Regions from separate parts of the Mus musculus genome. Here region 1 is linked to region 2. Evidence: chromatin loops called from intact Hi-C (ENCODE). Cell type or tissue: left cerebral cortex. All regions are shown on one strand. Links, peaks and the distances in the headings refer to the core of each region. The heading gives the core; the rest is flanking DNA. Region 1 has its middle 180 kb from the start of F9. Region 2 has its middle 27 kb from the start of Gm36570.

The links. A loop is a pair of places that touch in the nucleus more often than their neighbours do. Peaks named below come from ENCODE experiments on the same cell type or tissue, not always from the same donor. Only the 100,000 strongest peaks of a DNase experiment are listed, where the experiment ranks them.
Region 1: a loop joins it to region 2, with 2.6 times the contacts of the local background. A loop is called at or near these places in 3 of 42 quality-filtered maps.

The regions. Positions count from the first base shown.
Region 1 is chrX:59,809,070-59,825,885 of GRCm38, forward strand. No RefSeq gene overlaps it. Among named protein-coding and RNA genes, the nearest start is that of F9, 180 kb to the right of the region's middle. In left cerebral cortex, for the core only: no CTCF peak of the experiment used is centred there; DNase peaks (open chromatin) are centred at 8,588 and 8,832.
Region 2 is chrX:59,197,950-59,214,765 of GRCm38, forward strand. It overlaps a transcript of Fgf13 not described here. Among named protein-coding and RNA genes, the nearest start is that of Gm36570, 27 kb to the left of the region's middle. In left cerebral cortex, for the core only: no CTCF peak of the experiment used is centred there; no DNase peak of the experiment used is centred there.

The DNA.
Region 1 (16,816 bases), core at 4,569-12,568, 610 kb after region 2:
GTGAAATTCACAGGCACATGGATAGAACTAGAAAAAAATCATCTTGAGTGAAGTTAACTGAAGCTCAGAAAGACAAATATGGTGTGTATATATGTATTATATATAATATATTATATATGATTATATGTGGATGTTAATGGTTAATTCAACCAAGCTAATTACAGAAGTTAGGTGTAGAGCAAGGGACTAGAAGAGAAGGATGGATATCCCTAGGAAGGGGAAGTAGAAGAGATATTTTTGGATGGATGAGGAATGGGGACTGGAACAGGAAAATCAAATGAGGCCAGAAGGGAAGAGATAAGTAAGGGATGGGATGTAGGGAGGGACAGAAAGACCATTTGAGTAGTAATATAGTAATCTAAAACAGGGGATACTTCCTAAAATATATACATTTGTGAATGTGATCTAAATGAAATCTTCAAATAATGAGGAGAGAGAGCTCCAAATGGGCATCTATTATCACCAAATGAAACTTAATTCTGGTAATAGGTTACATTTAATCAAGTCATTAGTGAAAAGGGTCCCATGGGAACCCTCAAACAACCCACGCTGTTGCCAAGGCTATTGCTTGCTCTCCACAAATTGACAGTTAAGGCCTTGGTGTTCATAGTACTGAAAATCATTTCGCATGCTACCTAAAGAGAAAGGTAAACACCAACCCAGCTACAAAACCTTAGATCTTACTGTGGTGACTTCCCCATAAGATACACTGCTGTCATTGTGGCACAACGCTTGAAGGAATAACTAGCAAAGATCTGTTTTGATTTAAAGCCTACTATATGAGATGAAACCCATACCTAAAGCTTCCTGTGTGGCCAAGAACCTGAGACTAGATAGGTCAGGGATCTAGAGTAGAACCAAATGCTACTGTTATCCTAAAAGAATATATCAGTGACTCCAATTCCAAGGGATCTGACATCCTCACACAAATGCACATAAAATTAAATTAAATTATTTATTTTTTCTCTTTTTATTAGATATTTTCTTCATTTACATTTCAAATGCTATCCCCAAAGCCCTCTATACCCTCCCCCCGCTCTGCTCCCCAACCCACCCACTCCTGCTTCCTGGTCCTGGCATTCCCCTGTACTGGGGCATATGATCTTCGCAATTCCAAGGGCCTCTCCTCCCATTGATGGCCGTCTAGGCCATCCTTTGCTACACACTTTTTTTTTTAAAAAAGTTAATGGTGATACTCAAATACCTCTGAATTCTGCAAGTTTATTGAAGTGTTCCTTCAACCTGGTAAGAATTAGTTCTCTATCCATAAACACTTCTTCTGACAAAAAAAGGCCTGTCACTCAGATTACAATGAAGCATAACCCTGAGTTTTAAAAATTGCTGAATCTGATAAGGAAAGAAAGGAATTCTACTGCAAAGCAGCCACAAGAATGATCTAGTATTTACCAGTAAGAGCCCAGAGACTAACACATAGAACTGAGTTGTACTGGTGACTTACAAAGGCAAGGCAAATTGAATGTGGAAGAATCTATTGATTTACAAGTGTTATCTAAATTTGGAAGATTTTACACCATGAGGAGGAACCCAGAAAATGGTATGAATTATAGATAACGTAGAAAAGATAATGGCCCATACTGAATGAGTGGAAATGCTAATGTAGATGGTGGAAGAAATACTTAAAGGCTCAGAAAAATAGTCATTGTAGGTTAGATCTATTTTATAACGTAGGAAAAAAAATCATTATGTGATTATGATCCAAGCAATGGACCTGGAGGCACATTATGTGTCAATACTAAGGGAAGGGTTCTGATAATAGAAGTAGCAACATCACCAGAATCTTAAGAGGTCTATCTACTGTGCATGTTAGGGCTGATGTAAGAGAATCAGTCACCAAATCTAGCTGAGTGGTGTCAAAATGTCAAAACTATAGAAACAAAACCGTGGAGTTTAATGACTAGCAAGGTCAGCATGGCAGTCAATAAGTTCTGATCCACAAGGGTATTAGGAAGATGGTTACTAGAATGTAAAATTGTTTGTAAAATCTTTACAGGCAAAAGAGACTGGTAGTGAAGAAGGGTGCTACTTGGTTTTGTACAAATAAAAAGTGACATCTAATTACTTTGAGACTAGTGCAAGTTACCTCAATAAAAGTGATATAATTCTTGGACCTATTCATAAACCTGTTAGTTTTATGACCTAAATCCATTGAATAAAAGAGAATGAGGCACAGAAAGAAGGTCTGCAAAAATCAATTGTGCATCATAACGATTTCCCTAAATCCTTTCCCAAAGATGCTTATAACCATTCATAAATAATGGTGCAGTTGGAAAAGGAAAAATGCAGACCCTTGAAAACTCCAGGACTATGTTGTATAACTGACATTATCATCCAGAAATCTGAACTGTTTCTATAATTGTGCAAAAAGACCATGGTTGAAAGCAACTTAGGGAAGAAATGGTCTATTTCTTACAGCTCTCAGTACACTCCATCACTAAGGGAAATTAGGAAAGGAACTCAAGGCAGGAACCGTGGAGTCAGGGACTAAAGCAGAGGCCATGGAGGACTGCTGCTTACTGGCTTGCTCAGTCTTCATTTTTAAAAGGCCCAGGACCACCATCCCAGGAATTGCATCACTCAAAATGGATTGGGTTCTCCCACATCAATCACCAATCATGAAAATACCCTACAGGTTTGCCTACAGCCCAATCATATAGAGTCATTTTTCTCAATTGAGATTCCCTCCTCTCAGATACCTCTAGCTTGTGTCAAGTTGACACAAAACCAGCCAGCCAATACAATCCACCTACCCTATTGAGGTACTTTGAACTTCCTATCCCTGAAATACTGGGCTTTGTTAACTCAGAGGGCATGATTTTCCAAGTGGGAAAACATACCTCAAGAGACAAAGAGGAGCTGAGAGTGGAGGCACATGCCTTTAATCCTAGCACTTGGGAGGCAGAAGCAGGCAGATTTCTGAGTTCGAGGCCAGCCTGGTCTACAAACTGTGTTCCAGGAAAGCCAGGACTATACAGAAAAAAAAAAACCCTGGAGAGAGAGAGAGAGAGAGAGAGAGAGAGAGAGAGAGAGAGAGGTCATAGCTGCAACTTGGGTACTGAGAACTTCTTATTTCTCATGATGAGCAAGAAAAGTTTCATCTGGAAAAAAATCAACTTGAGTCAAAAATAGAACTACCATTAAGCAATGGTATAGAATTTAAGTAATGTATTGGAACATCTCTTTGCAATCCTTTACCCAAGTATGACTATAAATAAAGTAAGGACTGGTTGCCTTCAGAGATGTCAAGCCTTCAGAGATGAGGATCACGGAGGAAATAACTGGCGGTGGGATTTTATAACAGACAGGGAAAGAGGGACAAGATATCAATTGAGATTCTAAAGGAAGCTGTTGTAACAGAGCTGAAATTCATCCAATCAACATCTCTCACCTCTCATCTTTTCTATGTTGGAAGAAACAGAGGGCCAGTGACTCGCTTGCACATAGAAGAACTATGTGCAGAATGTGTGTGAAACTACCTGGTACAGTGAACAGTAGACAAAAAGGTACACATATGGATGTCTTCACTAAAGTCTGTCTCCAATGAAGTATGTGGTGCCTAGATGAAGCGGTAAACAGAAAGACTCAACTATAGACTTCTGCTTCACCCAATGTGACATCTTTCTCTACACCTGGTTGTAGACAGAGGCTGTGTGTGATGGATGGCCACTTCAGCCTACCAATGAGCAGCATTCACAGGAAATACTTTCTTTAGAGTTAATTAGGTGAGATTTATGTAAAACTTGAATCACAGTTCAATGTCTTCCTTTTCCAACCCCTACTTTCGCCTCCCATTCCCTTACAAGTATTGATAAATAATAAATATCTTATACCTCAAAGGTCCTTTCAACGTCAACTTCTATAGAACACAATCTGTGACAGTAGGAAGAAACTATAAATACTGAAACATTTGGGGGGTCTCAAAAAAAGATGTAATTTCAAAATGACATGATATCTCTTTTTTAAATATATAAAAACTGTGATAAGGCATCGGATACAGTAGAATCCAATAAGCTTACTGTGGGTGACTCTGTGAAAGAAATTAAGCAGTCCCAACAGAAAGGCATCATAAGCAGACAGATTTGGGCTCGACATACAAAGAAAAATTTTGTAATTTGAATGCATGAAAAGCAAAATAGCCCAAATATGAAATCCTGCCCTGGAAAATATGTAAAGAAACTTGAAGAGCCCTCATAGTGTAATGGTAACATTGTTATCCTTACAGTCATTGGGAACAATCTGGGTGACCTCTGATCTTATTGCCTACTTGGACACTAACTAGGACCATACCATAGCAATTGACTTCCTTTACCTTTTGTGCCTTTTGGTGCTTACAGACACTATCAAAGTAAGGTATGAATTTTAATTTTAATTTTTTAATTTTAAATGAATTTTAAATCAGCATTATGTAGTAAAATGAAACATAAAAGTCTTCCATCTCCTCCAACATCACAAACTTCACTGCCAAGAGGCAGGGAGGGCATTTGCATATACAACCTCTAGATATCCCATCTGGTCACTCACTATGTCTTAAACAACATGCTATGCTTCAGTGTATTTAATGATTTTTCTCCCACTCTTACCAATACTGTGAACTATGTGTTATTATGCCCAATTAACAGATAACGAAACTAAGGTTTAAAGTATAAATGTCATGTGACTGGGACATCTGATTTTAGTAAAGCCACAAGTCAAACCCACTGTATCTGGATTCATTGCCTTTTTAGTTTTCTTCTTCTGCTATAGTCTAGAGCTCTGAACACTCCTCAGGTCCTTGCTTTCCTACTATAAAATTCTTGCATAAAACCTCAGATAGGTTAGACACCAAGATCCAGTCTTTTTATGAGCACAGTGCATTTGCAACATGGCAAACACTAGAGGAGCTTCTAGCATCTGTCAAAAACCAAATGGGTCATTTGAGATTCTATCCGCGACCTTGGCATAATTTGAGCTGGTTCCTAGACAACAGAGAGCTGATTATTCTAGTGTGGATTTGCTATAAATAATACCCTTGAGGCACTTCTATATTAGAGGTAAGAAAATGTCCTCTAAAATTGATGTTACCAAGTCCATCGGTATCTATGTTGCATATAAAATAAATAAGGAACAGCCACTACTTTAGAGCTACTTTCCATCTACAGAATGATGTTTTGTAGAAACCATTTCATGTCTGGGCAATAATTTTGTCTCCTAAAGGCCTATGTGTGGGAAATTTAGTTTCCAAGCAGGTGATATGGAAAGGGAGTCCAATTTTAAGAGTTGGTGTCCACCAAGGAACAGAGGTGGTTTGCAGCCTCATAGGAGGAAAAACAATATCAACCAACAAGACCCCGCAGAGCACCCAAGGACTAAACCACCAACCAAAGAGTGCACATGGAGGGACCCATGGCTCCAGCTGCATATGTAGCAGAGGATAGCCTTGTGGGACATCAATGGGAGGAAAGACCCTTGGTCCTGTGGAGTCTCGATAGATACCCCAGTGTAAGGGAATGCCAGGATAGGGAAGCAGGAGTGGGTGGGTTGGTGAGGAGGGGGAGGGGGTTATAGAGAAAACCAGGAAAGGGGATAACATTTGAAATGTAAATAAAGAAAATATCTAATAAAAGAAATAACTAAAAAAAGAAAAAGAATTGGTTTCCAGTGAAATATATTCAGAGACCCCAGTTTCTTCCTCTTTTTCTGCTTTAATTTCTGGTCATAAGTTAAGGAGTTTCACTTGGCCACGTGCTCCTTACTATTGCCTTCCAGAACTATCACATTCCAGATGAAATGGAACCACCTGAACATGAACTAGAACCTGTAAAACTGTGCTCCCCAAATACAATTACCTTTCTAAGTTTCTTGACTCGGGCCTAGTAAACCTAATAAAACTAATGGAAATCTAATAAACTTAATACAATTTATTTATTAATAAAAATAAAATTGGTACTGAGAAGTGGAATCTTTGGCATTACTATATACACATCAAGTTGCCTTGCAACTGCTTTATGGAAGTTACGAGCAGAGCTCAGTGAATTATTCTAATAGGCCCTAATAAGACCTGACTGATGATAAAATGTGGAAAGACCATGCTAATGAGAGTTCCAATGCAACTGAAGGTTATATGGGGAAGTGTATTATTAGACTTACACAATGGCAAAGAATATGAAGGTAGCCCCTAAGACTTTATGGGAGGTCAAGGTTAAAGTATTTGACTAATTTACTTGGCAGAGGACATTTCAAGGTAGCAAAACAGTTCTGGAAACAACATGTACACCACTAGCTGCTTCTAGCCAAACTTACTGTGAGAATCAGCTACAAAGACTGCCAGAGTAGAAATATTTTAAAAATCTATAGTATGGGCAAAAAGGGAGCACTGTAGTAGTTGGCCAGAGACAATAATATTGTTAGTAGCCTATTAAAATAAGTTCTTTACACAAGGGCAGTGTTGTCCTTGGTGGCCTCTAAGGAATATACAATGACTGTGGAAGAAGTGAGAAATGAAGTCTACATTTGTTTAAAAGGTGTCCCAGAGCATCTGAGTTTCTGAAGAAAGCCAGGGTGACCCTGGGTAACAAAAATTGCCTAGGAATTCTTTTAATTATGATTATGTTCCAAGACAATCAGAATCTACAACAGCCATGGTTCAAGTGAGCTGAGGAATGGTGGGTTCCTGCTGGCAGTGGACCCCGGCATTACCCATGGAATTTACCTGCAATATACAGGATTTATGAGGTATAGAGATTCCAATTAATATTCCAAACGAAAACCTGAGTGGCTACACAATATATTACAGGATCCAAGGCCATGTAAGTATTTCCCAACTGGGTGATATATGGAACTGAGAGAAGTAAGCCAAAATATCCGTGGAGATCCCAAGAAGTTCTGGGAACCTACAATGAACAATGCTTGCTAACTGACTCTTTGCCAGCGATCAGAGCTAGACATGGGGTATGGCTAGAATTGCTGTAATCCTTTGCAAGTATAAACCCTGCGACTGGGTACTAGATGCTGTGTATGGAGACTTAGGATTTAATGCTTCCTTGCCTGGTATTAGTCTTGCTTTGCACTGACCTGCTATTATTTCCCTATTCCTTTCTGTGAAATGAGAATGTTTACTCTGTGCTCATATCACCATTATATCTTTCCATTTAATTGTGGCTCACATGTCATGAACCTTATATCTCAGAAAATAATTTGGACTTAGAGTTTTTAGCAGTGCTTGAGTTAAGACTATGGGTCTTCTTGGGTATGAATTGAAGGTCCTTTGCATTTTGAGATGGATATAAACTTTTGGTTCCATGAATTTGAAGGCTGTACTATGAAATGCATCACCCATAGACCAATATTTTAGAAGCTTTGATCCTCAGGAAGTAAAGTAGTTAAACATTTCAGAGGTGGGATTTAGTGAGAAATCTTAAGAGTATATCATGAAGGAGATTATGGGACCCTGGCCTGGTCCTCATTGCTGATTTTTCTGCCCTGTGTCTGTGGACTTTTCCTTTGTGATACACTCTTGCCGTGATGTGCTTTCTTCCCGCAGGCCCAAATGAGAAATTAGAGAATCAAGAAATGAGAGCAATTAAACATGGACCAAAACTTTCAAAACTATGAACCAAAATAACTCCTAAGCTTTTATAAGTTAGTTATGTTGAGTATTTATTATAGTAACAGAAAGTTGACTAACAGGCCAATATAATCAAGTCCAACGTAATCAAGCTGAGTATAGTCATCAAAAAGCCTCAGGACTCCAGAGGGTCTATTTCCTGCTCACTTCATTTCTGAGTATTAAATAAACAGAACATCTTATAACTATCAATATAATGATTAGCATCTTGAAAGCATTTTAGGTTTTCCAATTTCAGGGAACAAAAGCTATTTCAAGAAGTGATTTTTAAATATTCCTAGACTTGGCCTAACTAAAAATAAACATTGAAAATAAATACAAAATCGAAAGGCAAAACATAATTTACCCTTTGTTGTTATACACCTAGGCCTAGAACCTAGGAGCCACGTCCCTTCAGCTGTGTTGAAGTAAGCACTTGTCTCTGAAGACTCATTCATCAATCCAAGACAATGGAAAGTATCTGCTTGTTTGCTGGCAATAAGGTCTTGGAAAGACCATGTATGTCAACTTTGCCTTAACAAGCCCTCATTTACAATGTGTGAATACCTTCATTGTTCCATACAAATTCTCAGCCTTTTATAAGCCTCTAAGAAATAAACATAAGCAACCCTGGAAAGCATCAAAGGACAAACCCTTAACATTATACACTAGAAAGAAAAATTGGGGCGCACAAAAGATCTGCTGGTGCTGGATTATGGTGGCAAGAAACTGAGAGGAGGAGTAAGATCATGCCAAACACATGGTCATTCGGTTCATCTGGCTGAGCCAGAATTAAGACTGCATGAAACACTCCACTGCTCATAGGAGTGGTTACCATTTTCACTGGAAGCCTACTTCCTTAAATTGCCTCAGAGTCCAAATTTGAAAGCTCAGCAATGATAGCTATAAAGTTTTGGCCTTGTGCCTACCCAGTGAGTCCTCAGATAGGTCAAGTTAAACACACACAATCGGTGTGTTTGTTCACTGTCTCAAACAGCCCCTCTTTTCCAGGTTGCATCGTAATGTTACAACTTTGAGTCTATATATATTGTGTCAAGTTCTGCCCTGATTTCCATGAAGGAAGTAAACATCTAGAAAGGGCTAAAAAAGAGCAGCAAGATGTTTCTCACACCATCAGGATCTATTTCCTCATGCTTGAAATTCTAAGCTTTTCCTCCTTATTTGGCAAAAATAGTAACTGGGTCAAATATAGAAACTCACCAATGCTCCCTTTTATTTACTTCTCCATCTGTGTACAGGCTTCATCAATGATGACAGCAGGAAATGACTTGGCTTTGGAGCTCTGGGTTGTTAGCTATTTGATGTGAGGAAGCAGCTGGTAGAGCATCTACACATGCTATGCTTGGGCCATACTCCAGAGGGGCCTGCCATTGGGCTTTCCCCCATTTGCCAAGTTAGCGATTGTTCTGGAAGCTGCTTACAGATTCCTTGGAAAGGATGCCTTCCTTGTTTTGTCTTTTTAGAAAAATCATACCTGAGGGAACATTTAATCATATTTACTATATCATACTCTAAATACAAAGGCTATAAATCCCAACTCCAGATCACTTGGAAAATGGGGGGGGGAGGAAGTAAGAATAAAAAAACCCACTACCCATAAATTAACCATCTTTGTTTATATTTATGTCTGTTTCTATGCATACTAAAACAAAATAAATGTTTAGTGATATATAATCCTCCCATCTTTGTCAATGTTTTCTAAGTGAATCTTGAGAAGACATCACTAAACCATTCCTGCCCCAATATATCTTGAATCTAACAATGCAAAGGTAAAAAATTAAAACAGACCTAGTTTTCACTTAGAGCTATTTTGTCCAATTTGGTGATCACAAACCACATGTAAGAAATTTGATGTATGTTGTTGACAAATAAATACAATTTAAAAAATAAATTTCCTAAACCACACAAATATCCAACAAAGAAAGAGAACTTCAGACCAATTTCCCTTATGAATATCAATGCAAAAATACTCAATAAAATCCTTGCAAACCCCATTGCATACACTAGCAAGATTTTATCGAAAGGACCCAGATGTAGCTGTCTCTTGTGAGACTATGCCGGGGCCTAGCAAACACAGAAGTGGATGCACACAGTCAGCTATTGGATGGATCACAGGGCTCCCAATGGAGGAGCTAGAGAAAGTACCCAAGGAGCTAAAGGGATCTGTAACCCTATGGTGGAACAACATTATGAACTAACCAGTACCCCGGAGCTCTTGACTCTAGCTCCATATGTATCAAAAGATGGCCTAGTCGGCCATCACTGTAAAGAGAGGCCCATTGGACACGCAAACTGTATATGCCCCAGTACAGGAGAACGCCAGGGCCAAAAAAAAAATGGGAATGAGTGGGTAGGGAAGTGGGGGGGAGGGTATGGGGGACTTTTGGGATAGCATTGGAAATGTAATTGAGGAAAATATGTAATAAAAATATTAATTAAAAAAAATCCTTGCAAACCGAATCCAAGAACACATCAAAATGATCATCCATCATGACCAAGTAGGCTTCATCCAAGGTATGTAGGGATGGTTTAATGTACAGAAATCCGTCAACATAATCCACTATATAAACAAATTCAAAGAAAAAAATCACATGATCATCTCATTCAATGCTGAGGAAGCATTTGACAAAATCCAACACCACTTTATGACAAAGGTCTTGGAAAGTTCAGGAATTCAAGGCCCATACCTAAACATAATAAAAGCAATATACAGCAAACCAGCAGCCATTAAACTAAATGGAGAGAAACTTGAAGCAATTCCACTAAAATCAGGGATTAGACAAGGCTGCCCAATTTCTCCCTACCTATTCAATATAGTACTTGAAGTCCTAACTAAAGCAATTAGACAAAAAAAAAAAAAAGAGATCAAGGGGTTACAAATTGGAAAGGAAGAAGTCAAAATATCAGTATTTGCAGATGATATGATAGTATATATAAGTGACCCTTAAAATTCCATCAGAGAACTCCTAAACTTGATAAACAGCTTCAGTGCAGTAGCTGGATATAAAATTAACTCAAACAAATCAGTGGTCTTTTTCTACATAAAGGATAAACAGGCTGAGAAAGAAATTAGGGAAACAATACCTTTCACAATAGTCACAAATAATATAAAATAACTTGGTATGTCTCTAACTAAGGAAGTGAAAGATCTGTATGATAAGAACTTCAAGTCTCTGAAAAAAGAAATTGAAGAAGATCTCAGAAGATGGAAAGATCTCCCATGCTCATGGATTGGCAGGGTTAATATAGTAAAAATGGATATCTTGCCGAAAGCAATCTACAGATTCAATGCAATCTCCATTAAAATTCTAACTCAATTCTTCACTGAGTTAGAAAGGGCAATTTGCAAATTCATCTGGAATAAAAAAAAAAACCTAGGATAGCAAAAACTATTCTTAACAATAAAAGGACCTCTGGGGGAATCACCATGCCTGAACTGAAGTTGTACTACAGAGCAATTGTGATAAAAAACTGTGTGGTACTGGTACAGCAACAGACAGGTAGATCAATGGAATAGAATTGAAGACCCAGAAATGAACCCACATACCTATGGTCACTTGGTCTTTGACAAGGGAGCTAAAACCATCAAGTGGATAAAAGACAGCATTTTCAACAAATGGATCTGGCACAACTGGCTGTTATCATGTAAAGGAATGTGAATTGACCCATTCTTATCTCCTTGTACAAAGCTCAAGTCTAAGTGGATCAAAGAACTCCACATAAAACTAGAGACACTGAAACTTATAGAGGGGAAAGTGGGGAAAGCCTCAAAGATATGGGCACAGGGGGGGAAATTCCTAAACAGAACAGCAATGGCCGATGCTGTAAGATCAAGAATTGACAAATGGGACCTCATAAAATTGCAAAGCTTCTGTAGGGCAAAAGATACTGTCAATAAGACAAAAAGGCCACCAACAGATTGGGAAAGAATTTTATCAATCCTAAATCTGATGGGGGACTAATATCCAATACATACAAAGAGCTCAAGAAGCTGAACTCCAGAAATTCAAATAACCCCATTAAAAAATGGGGCATGGAGCTAAACAAATAATTCTCAACTGAGGAATACTGAAGGGCTGAGAAGCACTTGAAAAAAAAATGTTCAACATCCTTAATCATCAGGGAAATGCAAATTAAAACAACCCCGAGATTCCACCTCACACCAGTTAGAATGGCTAGGATCAAAAATTCAGGTGACAGCAGATGCTGACAAGGATGTGGAGAAAGAGGAACACTCCTCCTATATTGGTGGTATTGCAAGCTGGTACAAACACTTTGGAAATTGGTCTGGTGGTTCCTCAGAAAACTGGACTTAGTACTACTGGCAGATCCAGCAATACCTCTCCTGGGCATATACCCATAAGTTGTTCCAACTGGTAATAATGTTCATAGCAGCCCTATTTATAATAGCCAGAAGCCATAAAGAACCCAGATTTCCCTCAACAGAGGAATGGATACAGAAAATGTGGTACATTTACACAATGGAGTACTACTCAGCTATTAAAAAGAATGAATTTATGAAATTCCTAGGTAAATGGATGTAACTGGAGGATATCATCCTGAGTGAGGTAACCCAATCGCAAAAGTCACCTGATATGCACTCACTGATACGTGGATATTAGCCCAGAAACCTAGAATACCCAAGATACAATTTCCAAAACACAAGAAAATGGAAAACCAACGCATGGATACTTCATTCCTCCGTAGAATAGGGAATAAAATACCCATGGTAGGAGTTTCAGAGACAAAGTGTGGAGCTAAAACAAAAGGATGGACCATCCAGGGACTGCCCCACCCGTGGGTCCATCCCATAATCAGCCACCAAACCCAGATACTATTGCATATGCCAGCAAGATTTTGCTGGAAGGACCCTGATATAGCTGTCTCGTATGAGGCTATGTCAGTGGCTGGCAAATACAGAAGTGACTGCTCACAGTCATCTATAGGATGGAACACAGGGCCCCCAGTGTAGGAGCTAGAGAAAGTACCCAAGAGCTGAAGGGCTCTGCAACCCTATAGGTGGAACAACAATATGAACTAACAAGTGCCCCCAGAGCTCTTGTCTCTAGCTGCATATGTAGCAGAACATAGCCTAGTCATCCATCATTTGGAAGAGGGGTCCCTGGGTCTTACAAACTTTATATGCCCCAGTACAGGGGAACTCCAGGGCCAAGAAGTGGGAGTGGGTGGGTTGGGGAGCAGGACGGGGGGAAGGTATAGGTGACTTTTGGGATAGCATTTGAAATGTAATGAAGAAAATATCTAATAAAAAATTTTTTTAAATTTCATTAGTACTGTCACTTCTGTATTTGCCAGGCACTGGCATAGGGAAATTTGTGGTCAGCTTGAGACTGATTGCTTATGTTCTGAAACCAGTGTACATTGTCTTCGACAATAGGTCCTAACCACTTAGTTCTGAAAGGTAACCAAGAGCTGTAGTAGCAGCTTGTGTTGAGGGAGTTCTTCATCCTCTTTATCAATAACTTGTAGGGAGGTGCCCCATGACTGGTAGTATGATTTTTGTTTAATATTTCATGTCTTCTGTGAGCAGCATTGAAATTAGTTTATCAACTAGTGGGCTTTCATATATCCTTAACAATGGTTAACTTTTAATTACACCCTCTTTTCCCATATCCCCTGCCCTCATCCTTAATTAAACCTTTAAACCCCAGTAATTCCTTGTTTTTTTATTTTATATATGTTTCAATAACCCCTCTAATATTATTTTTTCACTTGAGTTGTGACCATAGGCTTCCATATATCCTTTTTTTAGACACATCATTTTGGCTAACTCATCACCTATGCCTCCAGCCTCCTCCATGCTTGAACTGTTCCACCTGCAATAGCCTCCCTCTTCTCCTTTCATTTTACGTATATTCTATTATCCCTTAGCTCATAAGACACCATCTGTGATGGCCTATTTCCAGAGTTCATGGTTTCTACATACATTGCAAGTTAAATACATAAAACAAAAAACTCAAAACTATAATCCTTATATGGGAAAACATGTGGCATTTGTCTTTCTGAGCCTGAATTACCTCACTCAGTATAATATTTTTTCAATTCCATCCATTTTCTTGCAAATTATATGATATCAGTTTTCTTCAAAGTGGAACAAAATTCCATTATTTGCATGCATCACTTCTTCTTATTCAACCATGTCATTAGATTTCTAGGATGCGTCTATTCCTTAGCTAATGTGTGTGTGTGTGTGTGTGTGTGTGTGTGTGTGTGTGTGTGTGTGTGTGTGTGTGTGTAATGGAGTACTACTAAACATACATTTACAAGTATGTGGTATGGAATATAATGTCCTGTGAGTATGTACCTAGGAGTTGAATAGCAGGGTCATATGAATGTTCTATTTCTAGTATTTCAAGTAACCTCCAAACAGACTTCCAAAGTGGCTTCATTATTTTACATTCTAACCAGTGGTGAAAAAACATTCCTTTTTCCTCACATTCACACAGGCTTCTAGATCAAAAAAGGGATTAATGTCTGAGTGTTATAATACTAACCTGCCACTCAAGCTATATCCACTCTTGTAACAATGGCATGACTATTATGGAGGTAATCAATCACATTCAAGTACTTGGATTTCAGGCCTGTTCCACTGAAATAAATTCATGACTGATCAGAAACACGGGGTTATGTAGGTCAAAGGTGTACTGTGGTTTCAATAAATGATCAGTTTGATAACTATCTTCTAAATATTTATATTTAAATCCACGGATTTCTGTTGCTTGCAATCTTCATAAAGAAGCTTATTTTTCTTTTATTTTTTGCACTTTTTTATTGGATATTTTATTTATTTACATTTCAAATATTACCCTCTTTCCCTGTTTCCACTCCGGAAAGACCCTATCACTTCCCCACCCCGTCCCCTGCTTCTCTGAGAGTGTTTGCTCACCCACCCACCCACTCCTACTTCTCCACCCTGGCATTCCCCTACACATGGGCATTAAGACTTCACAGGACCAAGGCCCTCTCCTCCCATTGATGTCCAAGAAGACCATCCTCTGCTATATATTTGGATGGAACCATGTGTCCCTCCATGTGTACTTTTTAGTTGGTGGGTTAGTCACTGGGAGCTCAGGGGGTCTGGTTGGTTGATACTGTTGTTCTTCCTATGGCTTGCAAACCCGTTTAGCTCCTTCAGTCCTTTCTCTTAATTATTCCATTGGGGATCATGTGCTCAGTCCAATGGATGGATGCAAACATCTTCCTCTGTATTTGTCAGGCTCTGGCAGAGTATCTCAGGAGACAACAATACCAGGATCCTGTCAGCAAGCACTTCTTGGCATACACAATAGTGTCTGGGTTTGGGATGAATCCCCAGGAGAGGCAGTCTCTGGATGGCCTTTCCTTCATTCTCTGCTCCAAACTTTCTCTCCATATTTCCTCCCTTGAGTATTTGGTCCCCCTTATAAGAAGGACTGAAGCATCCACACTTCAGTTTTTCTTTTTCTTGAGCTTCATGTGGTCTGTGAATTGAATCTCAGATATTCCAAGTTTTGGGGCTAATATCCACTTATCAGTGACTGCATACCATATGTGCTCTTTTGTGACTGGGTTGCCTCACTCAGGATGTTTTCTAGTCCAATCCATTGCCTAATATTTTCATGAATTCATTGTTGTTCTTAATAGCTGAGTAATACTCCATTGTGTAAATGTACAACAATTTTGTATCCATTTCTGTGTTGAATGACATATGGGTTCTTTCCAGCTTCTGACTATTATTATAAATACCACTGCCCTAGATGGCCCATCCTTTCGTCTCAGCTCCAAACTTTGTCTCTTTAACTCCTTCCATGGGTGTTTTGTTCCTAATTCTAAGAAGGGCAAAGTGTCCACACTTTGGTCTTCGTTCTTCTTGAGTTTCATGTGTTTAGCAAATTGTATCTTATATCTTGGGTATTCTAAGTTTCTGGGCTAATATCCACTTATCAGTGAGTACATATTGTGTGAGTTCTTTTGTGATTGGGTTACCTCACTCAGGATGATACCCTCCAGGTCCATCCATTTGCCTAGGAACTTCATAAATTCATTCTTTAGAGACTGCCATATCCGGGGATCCATCCCATAATCAGCTTCCAAATGTTGACACCATTGCATACACTAGCAAAATTTTGCTGAAAGGACCCAGATATAGCTGTCTCTTGTGAGACTATTCCCGGGGCCTAGCAAACACAGAAGTGGATGCTCACAGTCAGCTATTGGATGGATCACAAGGCCCCCAATGGAGGAGCTAGAGAAAGTACCCAAGGAGCTGGGGGGAACTGCAACCCTATAGGTGGAACAACAATATGAACTAACCAGTACCCCCAGAGCTTGTGTCTCTAGCTGCATATGAAACAGAAGATGGCCTAGTCGGCCATCAGTGGAAAGAGAGGCCCATTGGTGGTGCAAACTTTATATGCCTCAGGATAGGGGAACGCCAGGGCCAAGAAGTGGGAGTGGGTAGGTGGGGGAGTGGGTGGGGGAGCTTGTAGGGGACTTTTGGGATAGCAATGGAAATGTAAATGAAATAAATACCTAATAAAAATAAATAAATAACACTGCTATGACCATACTGGAACATGTGTCCTTATTACATTTTGGAGCATCTTCTGGGTATATGCCCAGGAGTGGTATAGCTGGGTCCTTAGTTACTACTATGTCCAGTTTTCTGAGGAACTGCCAAACTGATTTCCAGAGTTGTACTAGCTTTCAATCCCATCACCAATGGAGGAGTGTTCCTCTTTCTCAACATCCTTGCCAGCATCTGCTGTCACCTGAATTTTTGATCTTAGCCATTCTGACTAGTGTGAGGTAAAATCTTAGAGTTGTTTTGATTTGCATTTCCCTGATGACTAAGGATGTTGAACATTTTTTCATGTGCTTCTCAACCATTCAGAATTCTTCAGTTGAAAATTCTTTGTTTAGCTCTGTAAATACCCAATTTTTAGTAGGGTTATTTGGTTCTCTGGAGTCTAACTTCTTGAGTTCTTTGTATATATTGGATGTTAGCCCTCTATTGGATGTAGGGTTGGTAGATCCTTTCCCAATCTGTTGGTTGCCATTTTGTCCTATTGACACTGTCCTTTTCTTTACAGAAGCTTTGCAATTTTATGAGTTTCCATTTGTCAATTCATGATCTTAGAGCATAAGCCATTGGTGTTCTGTTCAGGAAAATTTTCTCTGTGCCCATGTGCTCAA
Region 2 (16,816 bases), core at 3,089-11,088:
GTTGCCGGAGGCTAAGACTCTGCACCATTGAAATGAGAAGCTAAATATGCACTTCACTTTTGACTGTAGCTTGGGAGCCAGATTCTGGAGAACTTGTCTACATCAGACTATGGGTTGTCCATGGAGTGTTAAATGGACAGTAAGAATGGACAGAAAAAAGGAGTTGGTGTCCTAAGGGCCCAGCAGTGCATCTGTTGATTCTTCCAGTTAACAGTAGAAGGGTGAAGTTATTTTATAATTTTGAACATGGAACTTAATAGATGATAAGCTAGCGATATGCTCCTTTGAGGTTTTGAACACCATTTCCTTTGTTATAGTAATTTTTTCCAGATTATTCCATATACTGCTCTAGAGATTGTTCTAGAAGTGGTTATATGATGTGTTACATTTCAAAAACGCACTAGTGGGCTGGAGAGATGGTTCACTGATTAAGGCTATGTATTACTTTTGCAGAGGACCTAATTTCAGTTCCTAGCAACCACATCAGGGTGATTACAACTACCTGTAGCTCCAGTAACAGGTATCTGAGGCCCTTTTCTGGCCTCCACAAACATCTGCACTTAATGTGCACACACTCATGCACAGACACATGCACATAATTAAGAATCAAATAATTTTTAAAAGTAAAGAAAAGGGTAGGGAGAGGATAATGAACTTGAGACAGCCAGGCAAGAAGTCTATGAATACGAAGCTCCTTCTCATCAATACTGGTAAATGGAAACAGTCTCCAGTGTCTACATAAACACTGCAGACTAGCAGGATGCACTCAAAACAAGATCCAACTGTTTTCTGTTTGAAAGAAACAAAGGATCACAAAAAAATATGTCCTGATTGTAAAAGAATACATCAAGTATGGAACCCCAATATAAGCAGGAATAGTAGGTGCACGAGTCACTAATAAAATAGACTTCAACACAAAATTAATCAGAGGAGATAAGAAGGTCACCTGAGCCTGGTGTGGTGGCTATACAGAGAAACCCTGTCTTGATGTCTTGAAAAAAAAAAAAAAAAAAAAAAGAAGGTCACCTGAGGGTCTGGAAAGATGGCTCGGTGATTAAGAACAGGTACTTCTCTTCCAGAGGACCTGAGTTCAGTTCCAATCACCTACATCAGGAGGGTAACAATTACCTGTAATTCCAGAGGTACCCAAAAAATGTGACGTCCACAAGTGCCTACACACACAAATACGCACACACATGAACACAACTAGATATAACTACAAATAAAATAAATCTTTTATTTTAAAAGTCATCATATCTTAATAAAGGGAATGGGTAACTATAAGGATTAAGGCTAAAAAGATTGATCTATTGGTAGAGTGCTTTCCTGGTAGCCATAAAGACTTAGCTCTTAGAACTTACAAAGCTGGGCATGATGCATATGACCACCTAGCCAACTAGCCTAGTCTACGTAGTGAGTTCCAGGTCAGTGACAGAAGCTATCACAAACACACACAAAGGCAGGTAGCACCTAAGGACTGACAATTGAAGGTGTTAACTTACCAAAGGTACATAACAGACTTCATTCATTCATTAATTCATTCATTGCATTCAACACTTGAAGAATGTATTTTCTCAGCAGACAAAACAAGTTATACAAAAGTAGACTGCATTTTAAACCATAAATTAAATGTTAATAACTAGAAAAAATCAAATAAGTTTTTATATACATTATAATAGAATAAAGTTATAAACAGCAAAAGAAACTACATAAACATGTGGAAAGTTAAAATTTTACTTTTGAGCAATCAGTACACTGATTGTTTGTTGGCGTAAACAGGAAGAAAATATAAACATTACTAATATTAAATGAAAACCAAACATACATTATTAGAACCTTTGGGGTACTTAAATGGCAATTTTAATATATAATTTCAGAGATAGAAGGATATAGAATAATAAATATCATATAGAGTGCAAATAAATAACTCACAGAGGTATTTTAATGTCATAAACTTAAGAATAAGGCAAATCCCAAATCTGTAAAATAAAGGAGATGATCAAGTAAAACCCATCAAGAACCAATTCACAACAATCCTGGTTAGGATGACGTGAGAAGGAACCCCCAAACTGTATTTGTATGAATTATTATAGCTACTACAAAATAAGCTAAAACTAGAAATACCATTGAATCCAATTATTTCACTTTGGTGTATATATCCAAAGGAATAAATGCTAGTAAACATTAACGGTGTCCATATACATTACTATAGTACTCACAGTAGTCAAGATATAGAACTAATGTAGCTGTCTCTCAATATGTGAATGAATAATTAAAATGAGGTACACCTAATGAAGCATTCTTCCATAATGAAGACTGAAATCATATCATGTGTAGAATAATAGACAGAACTGGGAATCATCATAATAAACAAAATAAACCAGACTCAGAAAGTTAATGACACATGCTGCCTCTCAAATGTGGAATCTAAGTTAAAACAAAAACACATGAAAATAGCAGTGTGACTATTTGAGAAAATGATAAGTACCAGAATTAGGAAAGGAGACAGAAAGGGTAGGGCAGTGAACCCATATTATGCAAATATATGAAAATGTCACAATGAAGAACAGTGTTTTTGTACAATTACTATGTAACAGGCCTCCTGTGTAGATAAAAAAGAAGTATAGAAGCAAATCTACATACTCCTCTGCACAAAATACAACCACAAACTATGGAAATATGTCAAGAGGCAACCCAAAAGGCTGCTTACAGCTGCCTATAAAAAGGACTAGAGAAGAGGCATGATATCTTAGGACTTCATGCTCCCAACAAATATGGGATGCAGCTCATCAGTTCCTAAATTCCTTGCTGAACAACTAGCAGGCTAATTTCTTGTTGCAGGACGTGAGAAACCCTTTGACAATATCAGGTGATCCTGACACAAGCAGCAAAGCAAGGAGGAGTGATTAAGCATCTGCCTCACAATAATCAGTCAAGGGATGTATTCTCTGTCCATCCTACCAGAGCTTCGATCCCCTAGAAACTCAGAGCACTCTTACAGCACTGGCAGGGACCAGCCACTGTAACCCAGAGATCTACAATGTTTGTCTCTACAATTCACATATACTCCTTTAAGATACATTAGAAAATCAGGTTAAACCAAGCAAGAAGATTCTACCTTCTGCCTGACAAATATTTGTCCCCATAAAAGGAACAAACAGACCTAAGATTGCATTCTTCTTCCTGCCATGTAATGATAGAGTAAATGGGTAGAAATAATGAGAAAGGCTTTCCCAAGAAAGCTATTGTTAGCTATTTGCCTTCAAAAAAATCTCTCCTTCACCCATAAGTACAATTAGAGATCCTGAAATATTTCATGGTCTATGCTGACCAAAACAGCACTGATCTAAAATCTAAGATGCCATTGTTCATGACTTATTTAGGCATCCATGTGGAAAATTTCATGAATTCCCAGCCATAGACAAAGAACTAAGGCAAATAATTAGTACAGAGAAAGTGCTAGCCATCTTTGGAATGAGTCCCCTAATTGGTTATCTAATACAAAGTAGTCAGCTCTAAAGTAATATGCACACAAACAACAAAGATGGACTCAGCAGACTGCATGTGTATGTTTATGTTCTAGATATAGATATGTAACAATAAGAGTCAAAGAAAAGTTGGTCATTGAGAGGAAGATAGGAATGAATGGGTGGGGTTGAAAGGAGGAAAGGAAATGGGGGAATAATACAGTTTTATTTTAAATAAAGTATATTTTAAAAGAGGGAAGCTATGGGGAAAAACTAAGCTGTAAATAAAATCATAACCCACTAAGTAGGACAAGATCACCATACCCTATCTTTGCTTATTGAATATCCACTCAACGAAAGAGATTTCCGTAGAACTCTATCTTCTGAATATATTAATAAAATATATAGGGCATATTTCAAAATATTCAAGTGTCATACAAAAAAACTAGAGAAATTTTAAAATGAAGTAGTGAGTATTTAGGCCATGTTAATACTGCATTAATTTAGCATTATGTGCAAGGATTTTAAATCACCCATTATAAAAACATGTAGCAGCATTTATTTATCCTTTTGGTGACACAAATGAAAAATAGCAAAATTTCAGAGAATTAGAAGACAGAACCCAATGGGGATCCTAGAGGTGCACACTACAATATTTTAAATCAAATTTTAACAGTAAAGGGGAGATTACATAGGGTGGCAGCAGTATATATGAGAAAAGAAGAATCAAATGCAAAAATCTGAACAGAAACTACAAAAAAAGAACAAGCAGCAAACCAATATAAGACTGAACTTTCACATCATACGGACCTTAAAAGATGATGAGGAAAATGGGGCTGAAAAAAAATGTGTGTGGAAATGAGTGTAAGATCCTCAAATTTGATTAAAATTATACCTCCTACAGATTCCGGAAGCTAACTCTGAATGGGATAAACCCAAAGAAATCATCGGTGACACATAAAACAATTAAAATTCTGAAAAAAAGACAAAAAATAAATCTTACAAGGAGCTAGAGAGATAACACACATTACTCAGAAAGGAACATCAATTTGAATGACAGTGGATTACTCATCTGAAACCATGGAAACCAGAAAGCAGCAGAAAAATATTTCTCAAATACTGAATTTTAAAAGGTGTCTTTTTTGTTTGTTTTTTTATGAAAGACCATATGAAGAGAATGACTCTTGAAAAAAATTCTTGCAAACTACATATCTGTCTGTTATTCTTCTTGGGACTCTAGACTGCTTAGAGAAGATTCTTAAATAGTGGCTTCCATAGAAAAAGAAAAAAAAAAGTTAAGTCATTACAGGGTATTGCCATTGTTCTTGGCTATAGTACAGAAGTGGGCAGTTAGACCCTACTGCTGAAAATAGCACATATTTGAGACTAGAGTATGGATAGACCAGGCCGTTATTCACTCCTATTGGCTAGCTTAGCTAGTGCTAGATACATGGTGAATCATCAGATAAGTTCCTTATTACAAAAAAAGTAATAAGCTGAAAGTAATTAACAGAGAACCACAACTGGCCACACTGCAAGCAGCAAGACACTACAGAATACTCAGCCTTAAGTGGGACATCTTTAGCAGCCTCCTCACTCCAAAGCTCAGGGTTCTTTGTGGAAGAGAGAGGAAAGGATACTAAGAGCCAGAAATTGTAGATACATTCAAAGAAACAGTGCTTTCCAGATGCAACAGGGCTGCATATATGAACTCACAGGGATTGTGACAGCATGAAAATGTACAGGCTCAAGTCAGATCAAAATCTCAGCATGGAGAAGGGAAAGGTGACCACACAGTTACACTCATAGCTGAGCAGCTAATGGCATTAGCTGCTAGAAGGAGGGTAAACTGTCTTTAATTATGTGACCCTGGTAGGTCAACTACACCTTAGGACAAGTTCCACAGGAACTCAAACTGTACTAGATGAATTGAAAAATAGAGAAATATGTCATAATGTTGGGTTGGTACAGATGTGGTAGGGGATCTGGGGAGAGTAAATATAACCAAAATACTTTCTATGAAATTTTCAAAGAATTTATAAAAATACCTTAAAAGAAACATGAAAAGCAAGTAAATGCTAGAGAATTGTTAAAGTTCAAAAATAAAAATCACATTTTCTGCCTCAAAATTATACAAAAGACATAAGTAAATACTGTGATACAAAGATACACAAAGATACAAAGATAATAGATGGATGACAAATAACGATTTGGAAAAAATGCCATTAGCTGTCTGGAAAACAAAACAAAAAAGAACCATGGCAAGTTAGCACTACAAAGTTATTGAGACAGCTAAAATTCGTGATACCAGAAAGAATTATCAATGAATTAGCATACAAAACAAGGAAAACTACTCAGAAATCCATATGCATACACAGAGGCAAATGTAGGTGATACTGTAGAACTCCAGGTACAATTGATGTTTTCTGTGAATATCAATATCCAAATTGTATTGTGTAATTATGGGATGCTACAATTGAGGGAATCTAGGGAGTTGTGCAATGGGTTTCTAGATACTGCTTCTGATAATTATCTCAATAGCAAGTGCAATTTTAAAACGTACTTGTCATTCAACTGAAATAAATAAAAGAACCCATCATCTTCTTATATAGCTACTCCCACTACTGCCTTTCACTACTGCCTTTTAAAGTTTTCTAATACAAACCACTGAAAGTCTTCTAACTTGCCATCTGGGTTTCATCATCATTTAATCAATCCTCAAACTTGCAAATGTCAACAATGAACTTCTTATCTTTGTGTCCAGTGTTGAAACCTACTATCTTTATTTTACTTTGGAAAGCTTGGTTTCTTTCCCACATCACTCAACTATCTGTAATCCCATGTTTGGACTTTTATTTCTCTACTTGTCTACATTTGTCCCTTCCTACCACAACATCATACTAGCAATAGTCCCATTTCATCTGACTATATCTCTCCATCTAGAACTTTGTTCTTGGGTCTTATGTCAGTTTTCTTCTCTGTAGAACCATCTTCAACAACCAATAGGCATGTCCAACATATAAACAGTTTTGTACCACCTCGCTTCTCCATTTGATATCACTGCTTCACAGCAAAATCTCTTTTATAAGTCAATAGCCATTATTTGCAGTCTACTTTTTATAAACTGTGCTCACACTGATCTATTTTCATCCTACAGATCCTAGAGATAAGAATTCTGTCAAAATCATTAACAATCCTCATGCAGTCAAATGATTAGATACTTATTCTTCCAAACTTTTCCTTTAGCTCACAGTAGAACATACTATGAACAATTACTTCATCTTTGATATGATCTACTCTTCCCTTGGTTTCTTGAACACTTTATGCATTTACATGTGTTTTTATCTCACTGGAATTTTCATCTCAGTCTATTTTACAGTATTCATATTTTTCCCTTTCACATAACTTTAATCAAGCCAACAGTTTGAAAGATTATGTGTGCTATATCTCTAGTTCACACTTCCACTAACTTGTTCAATTGACTACCTGACACCTCCACATAGATGGCTAATAAGCAATTCAAACACAATATGATAAGAACCAAGTCCATAAACCTTCCAACCAAATTCCTTTTGATTTCGCAGTTGCTCCTATAAAACAAGGATTTAGTTGAAGGGAGTAAAAAGCCCACTGGAGCTGGGCATGGTGGTACACAAGGCTAGCATTCAGAGTACAAGGCAAAATGATCTTCCAAAGTTTTAAACCAGCTTGGTATACATACAAAGTTAGGGACTAGCCAAAACTATGTAGTAAGACATGCTGTTTCAAAAAGTTAAAAAAAATCAACAAACAAGTATAGTTGCTCTTTCTAAGGTATGCATTACTCAACTTGCTCTCCCAGGGTTTTCCATTCAGGGTTCGCTTTCCAGATTTCTCTAATCTACAGTACCTGCTTCAAGCAGTAGGTTTTTTTGTTTGTTTGTTTGTTTTTGTTTTTGTTTTGTTTTTGTTTTGTTTTTGTTTTTTTGGTGCTCTTGTTTTGTTTTGTTTTTGTTTGTTTGTTTTAAAAATACCTCTATGACTCAGTTATGATTCTCCTACCTATCTTTGCTCTTGACTTCTCGATGTCTTATACCTACCCAGAGCCAACATCACTTACTATCAAGGCCAAGGAGCAGTAATGACCAAACAGAATGCATCTGAAATCTTTCAGGAACTTAGTCCAGCTAAATATATTTCTGAGGAACTGTGTGAATTTGTGCAAGCCAGAGAGTCCCTATTAACACTAGAATTTCATTAGCTACTTCTAATTTTCAACTATAAAGCCTGAGTTCTACAAGCACTACTTTGAAGACATGAATACAATAGTTAGTTAATTTTCTTTTTAACTTTGAAAAGTCTGTCCAGTAAACCAATGCTTTCTTCTGCCTTTAGAGAAACAGAGAAATCTTGAATTCCCAAATGAAACTGCCAGTATCAGCCCACTTAATAGTTTAAATTGCAACAATTTTAGATTAATTTCTCTACCATGTTGGTTCTTGTCTGACTTTTCAAAGGAGATGACTTCTCCTCATTATCTACACTATGAAAATGTTTGAAAAGAAATGAAATGAGGAATGATTAATTAATATTGGAATTAACCTTTAATCAGGCAGATGAGGCTGTAGACATTTCAAGGAACCATTGGCCTTTGTAGCCAAGATCTTCTTGCAAAGAGAAAGGATGCTGCTTCCCGAAACAGATACTGAGCATGTTAATCTATTAGGGCTGTTGCTACAGCTTCTCATAGGTTGAGTGGCTCAAGCATCAGATATTTATTTTTCACAGTGGAGATATTTCAAAACCAGGGGGCTTGCATGCTCAGGTTCTTCCAGGTTGCATAAAGATAACCTTACTGATATATTTTCATAGGGTAGAAAATAAACCAATGAGAGGTTGTCTGTGGATCTTCACACTCTCTGTTCCCTCAAATAAAAACTTCTAACCAGTAGCACCGAGACTGAATGCCAGCAGCAGTCCTCGTCCCCCAGTTTATGCCTCCTGTGGATCCCACAGATTATATTCTTCCCTTCCTCCAGCCTCCACACCAGCAAGCATCCTGCCCCATATGCACACACCAGCAGAGCAGGCTAGTAAAACAGGCAACACATTCCCAACCACTCTCTAAAAATCCAGAGAGGAAACAAACCAAAGAACAGAAAAACACAATAAACACAAACCCAGAAATCAGTACCTAGAATGCAGACATCTAGACATGTAAACACCAGTGTAATAACACAATCAATAACAGCAAGTGAAATGACTCCACCAGTGCCCAGCTAGCCCACTACAGCAGGTCCTGAATATTCCAAGATAGCTGAACTCCAAGAAAAAAGATCTTAAAACCAGCTATACAAAGATGATAAAGGTCCTTAAAAGGAAATCAATACATCCCTCAAAGAAATCCAGGAAAACACAAACAAATAATTGGAGGGAATGAATACATCACTCAAAGAAAGCTAAGAGAAACAACCAAACAGTTAAAGGAAATGAATAAAACTGTTCAAGACCTGAGAATGAAATTACAAGATTGGTGCTTTATTTAGTCATCAGAATGGCTTTCTCTGGCTGGAGGTGAGAACAGGTGGTGCAGAGACTCACAGACAGATATTATGTGGAGAGAGAGTTTAAACTGGATGTCTCCATTGGTCCTTTCCTGTTGGAGCTCAGGGAACTCTTGAAAGAGGGGGAGGAGTCAGAGATGATGGAGGATACCAGGAGAGCATGGCCCACTGAATCAACTGAGCACGGCTCATTGGGCTCATAGAGACCGAAGCAGCAAGCACAGAGTCTGCATGGGTCTGCACCAGGTCCTCTGTGTATGTTATGGCTGTTACTTTTGTGGCTTTGTGCGACTTCTAACAGGGGGAGCACGGGTATCTCTGATTCTTTTGCCTGCTCTTGAGACTTGTTTCCTTCTACTGGATTGCCTTGAGGGCACTTGTTTTTTCTTATTGTATCCTGTTTTGTTTTCATATTTATTGTCTTTTAGAGACCTACTCTTTTTTTTTTAAAGGGAAACAGAGGAAGAGTGTATCTTGTAAAGATTGGATGTGGGTGGAGAAGTAGAGGGAGGGAAAACTGTGGTCAGGATTTATTGTATGAGAGAAAATTTTGTATTTTCTCTCTTTTTACAATATTTATTTATCCCCAGCCCAAAATATGCATTTTTAATAAACAAAAATATAGCAGAAAATCATGAGCATCATATGAGTGTGTGTGTGTGGGGGGGAGGTATTTGTCTTTTGTTTCTGTATACTGTTTTCTTCATATTTGATTGTTGTATTTTGAAGGGGGAGTGTATCTTGTATTTTCAATAAACAAGAAAGAAAGAAGAAGGAAAGAAAGAAAGAAAGAAAGAAAGAAAGAAAGAAAGAAAGAAAGGAAGGAAGGAGAGAGTGAGGGAGGGAAGGAGAGAGAGAGAGAGAGAGAGAGAGAGAGAGAGAGAGAGAGAGAGAGAGAGAGAGAGAGAGAACTGTATCTTGGACCTCTTCTCATAATGTAACTCATATCAGGAGTCTTCCACCTGCACAGAATAACTATTTCCCAATAACCCACCTTCTAATACCATCACATGAGGACAGGGATTTCAACATATGATTTGTAGGCATATGAAAACACTAATCGCAGGGCATTGGTGGTGCACTTGGGAGGCAGAGGCAGGCGAAAATTCGAGTTCGAGCGCAGCCTGGTCTACAGAGTGAGTTCCAGGACAGCCAGGGCTACACAGAGAAATCCTGTCTCAAAAAAAAAAAAAAAAAAAAAAACAAAAAACAAAAAACAAAAAAAAAACAACAAAAAAAAAACCCAAAACAAAACAAAACAAAAAAAACCAACCCAAAACAACAACAACAACAAATACAAAAAAAAAAAAACAAAAACAAAAAACCCCACTACACCCTTGGCTGATTAGTGACTAACTGAAGCAAAGACCTAATGCCTCTATGCTCTATCCTTGTACATACCTTATCCATGGACTTGGAACTGTTGCCAAGATAGGGCAAGAACTTAAGAAAAAAACATTTTTGCCCTAAGCTTTTATTTTTGATATTTGCCAATTTCTATGACTTTGCTCTCTGGCATTGGTAAAATTTCTACTTATAATGACTCAAAATGTATCTGAAGGACTGACAAGATGGCTCAATGGGTAGAGGCAGTTGTTGCCAAGTCAAAAGTTCCAAGTTCAATTTCAAGTACCCATTTGGTAAAGAGAAGTGACTTCTAGGGTTTGTCTTTTGACTTCCACATACAAGCCTTTGCATTCATGCTAAATGAAGACATTTAATGAAATTAAACCATAAATGTAACTAAGGCATTTTTCTGGTGAGCCTCCTTTGACTCTGCCAAGGGACTCTCAGCCTAGCTTCCTAACAACTCCTCCACACATAAGCTGTGGGCTATCACAATGACATCAGTTTACCTATGAATGCTACCTCTTCTATATATTTTTTATTGTGAGAATATGGAGTGAGACTAATGTGTTGAAAGTGTAGTTATTCCTCAGAATTTGCAGGGTTTAGTTTCAAGTTGACTCATACATGTGAGACTATGCTCATGCTGAACTCTCATGAATAATGTGTGATATTTGTATATAATCTCAACACATCAGCTTATCTACTTTAAATCCTTTCTAGAGCATTTATAGTATTTAATAAATAGTGAAATCTATATAAGAAAATGATTTCTGTGTTCAACACAGATGCCCAAATGCTCAAAATGTTTCATATATATGTAAGCAAGTAGGTTCATAAGCATTTGGTCAGAAATATGAAATGCAATTAAAAGGGCTCAGTTGTTAGCCACACACATGTCTCTATTTGTCTTCAGGACATATTTAAAATTTGTGAATTTTGACAGACAAGGCATTAGCTTTAGGCTTCGGCTGTGATATTGAAGTGTTCACTGTATTTAAAATCTTGGGTTTTTCTTGGGTTTTTAAAACTCAATTCACTGCTAGCTTCTTCATCTCTTTCAAAATTCCTCCAACTTATACATTTTTGTCACAAACTAAAGATAACTTAAACTGTATTCCATGGAAATAATTAGGGAACTGTGGAAAGTGACCATGATTATAATGGTGTAATTAAGTGGCAAAATTCCACTGGTGCTGCTAGCTTCTCAGAATAATATTCTTTCACCTTTGGTGGTCAAACTTCATTACAGGAGGACAAAGATACATCTTTGTATTGCTCATGCCCATCATACATAGGAATATATCTGTCTTAGAATAAATACCCTGTAAAATTATCTAGCAATAACAATAAATTTAAGATAAACTTTTGCTACTAACTATAATTTCTGTACATTTTATTATTAAATTTCAACATACATGTGAGTGACAAGATGTTCTGTATATTATTCAACCCACAATACAGGATTTAAGTACTTCTTTTCTTGTTCTAAATTACCTGTATAGCAGGTGACAAAGGTAGGCACTAAACCTAAGTCTTGGTCTTTTGCCCATCTCCCATGAGCCTCAAATAAAAACAGATTCTTCCTCATTTCAGTATGAGATTCAGGTAAATAGCCAAACAGGTCAAATAACCAGTATATGCAAGAGTAATATTTAACCCAGTTCTGTCACAATCCCGAATCTTTACTCTGTTTAATACTACTGCTTCAGTGAGCAAATGGATCTAGGATGGTTTGCAGCTAATTCCATCAGGTGTTAGGAGAGCCCAGAGACTTTGAGACGTGACAGAAGAGTCTAGAGTGTCTAGAGTCCTTTAACAGTAGAAGAAACAAAGTTTCATTCCCGGATGCTTCAGAGGAAGCTGTATGACTCAACTGCCAACTGCAGTTTGGATATGTAGCCCTCAAAGGTCGAATCAAATAAAAGTGTGTTGTTCTATGCCACTAGATATATAGAAATTTCTTGGAACAGGCTCAAGAAATTAGCCTATGCTCTAAGCACAGCTTGAGGCACCTCCATCTCTACACAAATAAGTGTAGTTCAATCTATGTCTCAATCCCTTTAGTTTCAATCCCAATTAATCCCATGTGTGGAATTGCCTGTTTTATACAGAGGACAAAATTTCACCTTAATGTATTAAAAGCCAAGAGGGTGGTGGCAGTCAGGACCTACTAATGATCTTGTAACTTCAACAATCCCCTGGTATAATATGCATATTCTAAATTGCTGATAAATATAAAATCTAGGATATTAGCAAAGGAGGAATCAATACCACATAAGGTATATTAGTCTATAAATGTAACTATTTTAGCTAGATTTTAGTCAAAGCAAATTACCTTAAACTTTGCCTAAAGTTGCATAATGTATTGAATAGGTCCCCAGGTTTTAGCTTGAAAGCCTGGATTTAATTCTGACCTTGTGGAAAGTTACAATTTATTGAGCTGACAATGTAAGAAAATTCCTTTTACGTAAAATTAGGATAGATAAACTACTGCCTTACTGAAATGATTCTGATATGAAATATTACACATAAATATGTGATTGATACAAGTATTCATTAATTGTAGTTGAAGTCTAAACATATGAGATCTCAAATGTAAGCTCTATGATTTCTCCTCCTGAGTTCATCTGGGAATGAGGGGCAGGTACTTAGTTCTCAAACCTAATATTAGAATCTAAGTGAAAGATGCCTGTTTACATTCTAGGTGCCACTTTCAAAGTAGAAAAGTGGTGAAATACAGTGTGCTTTCTAATTTTGAAAATAGAAGATTACCTCTCTATTGATAACTGGTTCTAAGGTCTTTGGGAAAAATGACTTGACTACTTTTTTAGTGATCACAACCATTATGCTTTGAAACTTATGATAAAATTTGGTTACATGGAAGAAACTATTAGTTTATAGGAATAGATTTTTAAATGCAATATATGGGGTATGAAAGATGGCTCACCACTGAAGAACACTAGATGCTTTTCCAGAGGACCTGGGTTCTGTTCTTGTCACCCACATGGTGGCTCTAAACCATCTGCGACTCTAGTTCCAGCAAGGTCCCATACCTTCTCCCAGCCTCTGAGACTATTACATGTATGTGGTACACAGATATATATATGCCAGAAAAACACCCATGCACATAAAATTAAAAACTAAAAGTCAACAGAGCCAGGTATTGTGGCATATACCTACAGTTCCAGCTCCTTAAAAGATTGAGGTATACCATTAGACACCAAGAATTCAAGGGCATCCTTTACAACATAGCGAGCCTAGGTCTCACAAAAGATGAAGTCAACAAAAACATACTCTGCCATCACAGCTAATGGGCTGAGCCCTGGTGTGCTATGGATGATGGTATGTACTTTTAGTGACTGGGGTGACAGAATGGTTCAAGGGCCATGGCATTAGAAAGGACTGCTCTCTATGAAGTCACATGTCAGTTGCATTTTGACATCAAATGACTCTATTCATTTTCATCTGTTACGCTGGGTTCAAAGCCCTTACCTGTGGTCTAAACTGTCAGATTCAGTTAGGTGTGTTACTGGGAAGATCTGTCAGCATGACAGGTGGTCTTTTTTAATTTTTATTGTTTCTTGTCCCTGCACACTGGGAATCTGACAACCGAGAAAACTCTTGTAACTTCTTTTTTTTTTTTTTTCCATTTTTTATTAGGTATTTAACTCATTTACATTTCCAATGCTATACCAAAAGTCCCCCATATCCACCCACCCCCACTCCCCTGCCCACCCACTCCCCCTTTTTGGCCCTGGTATTCCCCTGTACTGGGGCATATAAAGTTTGCAAGTCCAATGGGCCTCTCTTTCCAGTGATGGCCGACTAGGCCATCTTTTGATATATATGCAGCTAGAGTCAAGAGCTCCGGGGTACTGGTTAGCTCATAATGTTGTTCCACCTATAGGGTTGCAGATCCCTTTAGCTCCTTGGCTACTTTCTCTAGCTCCTCCATTGGGAGCCCTATGATCCATCCACTTCTTATTTAATCACTGGCAACCTCCGAGGAGAAGAAACTGACCTCATGTCTCAAAGGCAATATTTTTATTTTAAAATATCCTCATGGGATGCAAGAGGTCAGAAGGGAGTGAGAGTATGAGTACTTTCAGCAATCACCATTACTCTCCCTAAGTCATAGGTTACCTCCCTGTTCTGAATGTCAGTTTAGGGCTGGAAGGAAGAAGAAAGGGAACAAGGGGGAGGGGAGAGGAAGAAGGGAAGCAAGAAAAAGAAAGAAAGCAACTGAGAGCGAAGACAGAGTCATAAATAACTAAAGCCAGGAATAGTACAATGCATGTGTTTGTCCTTAACTGAAGTAGTATTTTTTGACATTTTGTGCTGCACCTGACATTGTAGAGCTTCTCTATGGAAGTATACAAGAAGTCAAATGCAGACAATGCAAATGAGCTTTTATTCATTCTATTGGGAGTTCTCTTTACAACTACGAACATAGGGTATACGAAGGGTCAAGTTATTCTCTCAAGAAGCTAAACTGTGGGTGGAATAGAGCCAAATTAATTAACTCCTACATAGGTTTAAGTTATTTATAAACCTGAGAAATAAGCACAGCCTGGATTTCCAAATGCCTGAAGCTAAAACATTTAACTCTTTAACAACCAGCTACAAGTCACTTTAAGTCTTATTTCTGGGCTGAAGAAATTTGAGGTTTGTTAGGCAGTTGTGCTTGCCACACATATTGTTCATGTGACATGATTTGGCAACAACACCTACAATTAATACCATGAAATTGAACCAGAATGAGTGCCCAGACTGCAGAGGGCTATTGCTTCATGTTTAATGGGGTCAGTTTGGAATGAATATTTTCCTGTATTATCGTAGTTGAATATCTTGATAGTTCAGACAGAACCTTCTGAATTTCCATTTCTACAGCCTGGATCAATGGGACATAAATCACAACCCACAGAGTATATTTTAGAGGCCAAGCTATGCATGGTATCTGAGGCCCCCAAAACTAAGACAGTGCCTGAGTTACCCAAGACTGTCATTCTAGATGATCTTGTGGTTACTGGAGCCATTTCTTTCTGTGTTTTCCCTTCCAGGGTCATCCCAGTTAGTGTCTTCAATGCTGGGAAGAAACTGCATGGCCAAGGCAACTCTTATAAAAGAAAATGTTTAATTCAGGACTGACTTTAATTCAGAACTATATACCATTATTATCATGGTGGGAATCATGGCACCACCCAGGCAGAGATGATGCTAGAGAAAGAGCTGACAGTGCTAATCTTGATCCAAAGGTAGCAAGGAAGAGACTGGAATTTCACACTGGATAGAGCTTGAACATAGAGACCCCAAAGACTGCTCCCACAGTGATATGCTTCTTCCAACAAGGCCACACATCCTAATAGCTCCATTCCCCATGGGCAAAGCATTCAAAAAATATGAATGGACTAGGGCCAAATCTATTCAAATCACCACATTCCACTGTGTGGCCCCCATAAGCTTATAGCTATAACACAATGCACAATATATTTTAGTCCAACTTCAAAAGGTTTAGCAGTCTATCACAGTCTTAACAGTGTTTAAAAGTTCAAAACCTCTTCTGAGATTTATTTAATGTCTTAATTGTAATCCTCTAAATAATCAAAATCAAAAAGTAGATTACATACTTTCAGCATATCATGGCATAGGATATATATTACTATTTCAAAATGTAGGGAACGGAGCAAAGTAAGAAAGAAAATACTGGACCAACGGAAGACTGATTATCAGCTGGGCAAACTACAGACTCTGCATCCCCATGTCTGGTGTCAAAATGCTCTTTAGATCCCCAACTCCTTTTATCTTTGTTTTCTGCAACACACTTTTTTCTCTTGGGCTGTTTCCACTCCCTGTTAGCAGCTTTCCTTGGCAGGTATCCCATGCTCTGTCATCTCTAACTTTTTGGGATCTCCAAGGCAATCTAAGCTTCACCTTCAAAGCTTCTGGAACATAGCATCTTCTGCTGCTGCTGTTCTTCATGGTCATCTCCTGGTACTGGTATCTCTAAAATGATAGGGCCTTCTGCTGCATCTGGGCTGCTCTTCCACCAATAACCTCTCATAGGCTATCTTCATGTTGCTAAGCCTCAACTTTTTTGCATGACCCCTTCAGTCCTGACACATTCCAGGCAGGCCTCAACAGTTTTCCTTAGCCTCAGAGGGAAATTCCATCCTTGACTCTAAAGTCAGAACCATGTGGCTGAAGCTGGCTGCTGGGGCTGGAACATGGTTCCCTTGTTCAATTACATCTTCAATAGCTTTCTCTTTTCAACAATTTCCTTCACTTCATAAACTTGGCTATTCTGGAACCTGGTCTACTATTCTGTAGACCAGGTTGGCCTTGAACTCAGAGATCTGCATGACTATCTCCTGAGTGCTGAGATTAAAGAAATATACGACCACACCTAAACCTAAGCTTTTCTTCCTTTTCACATTAGATCTTTATAAGCCTGGGCAC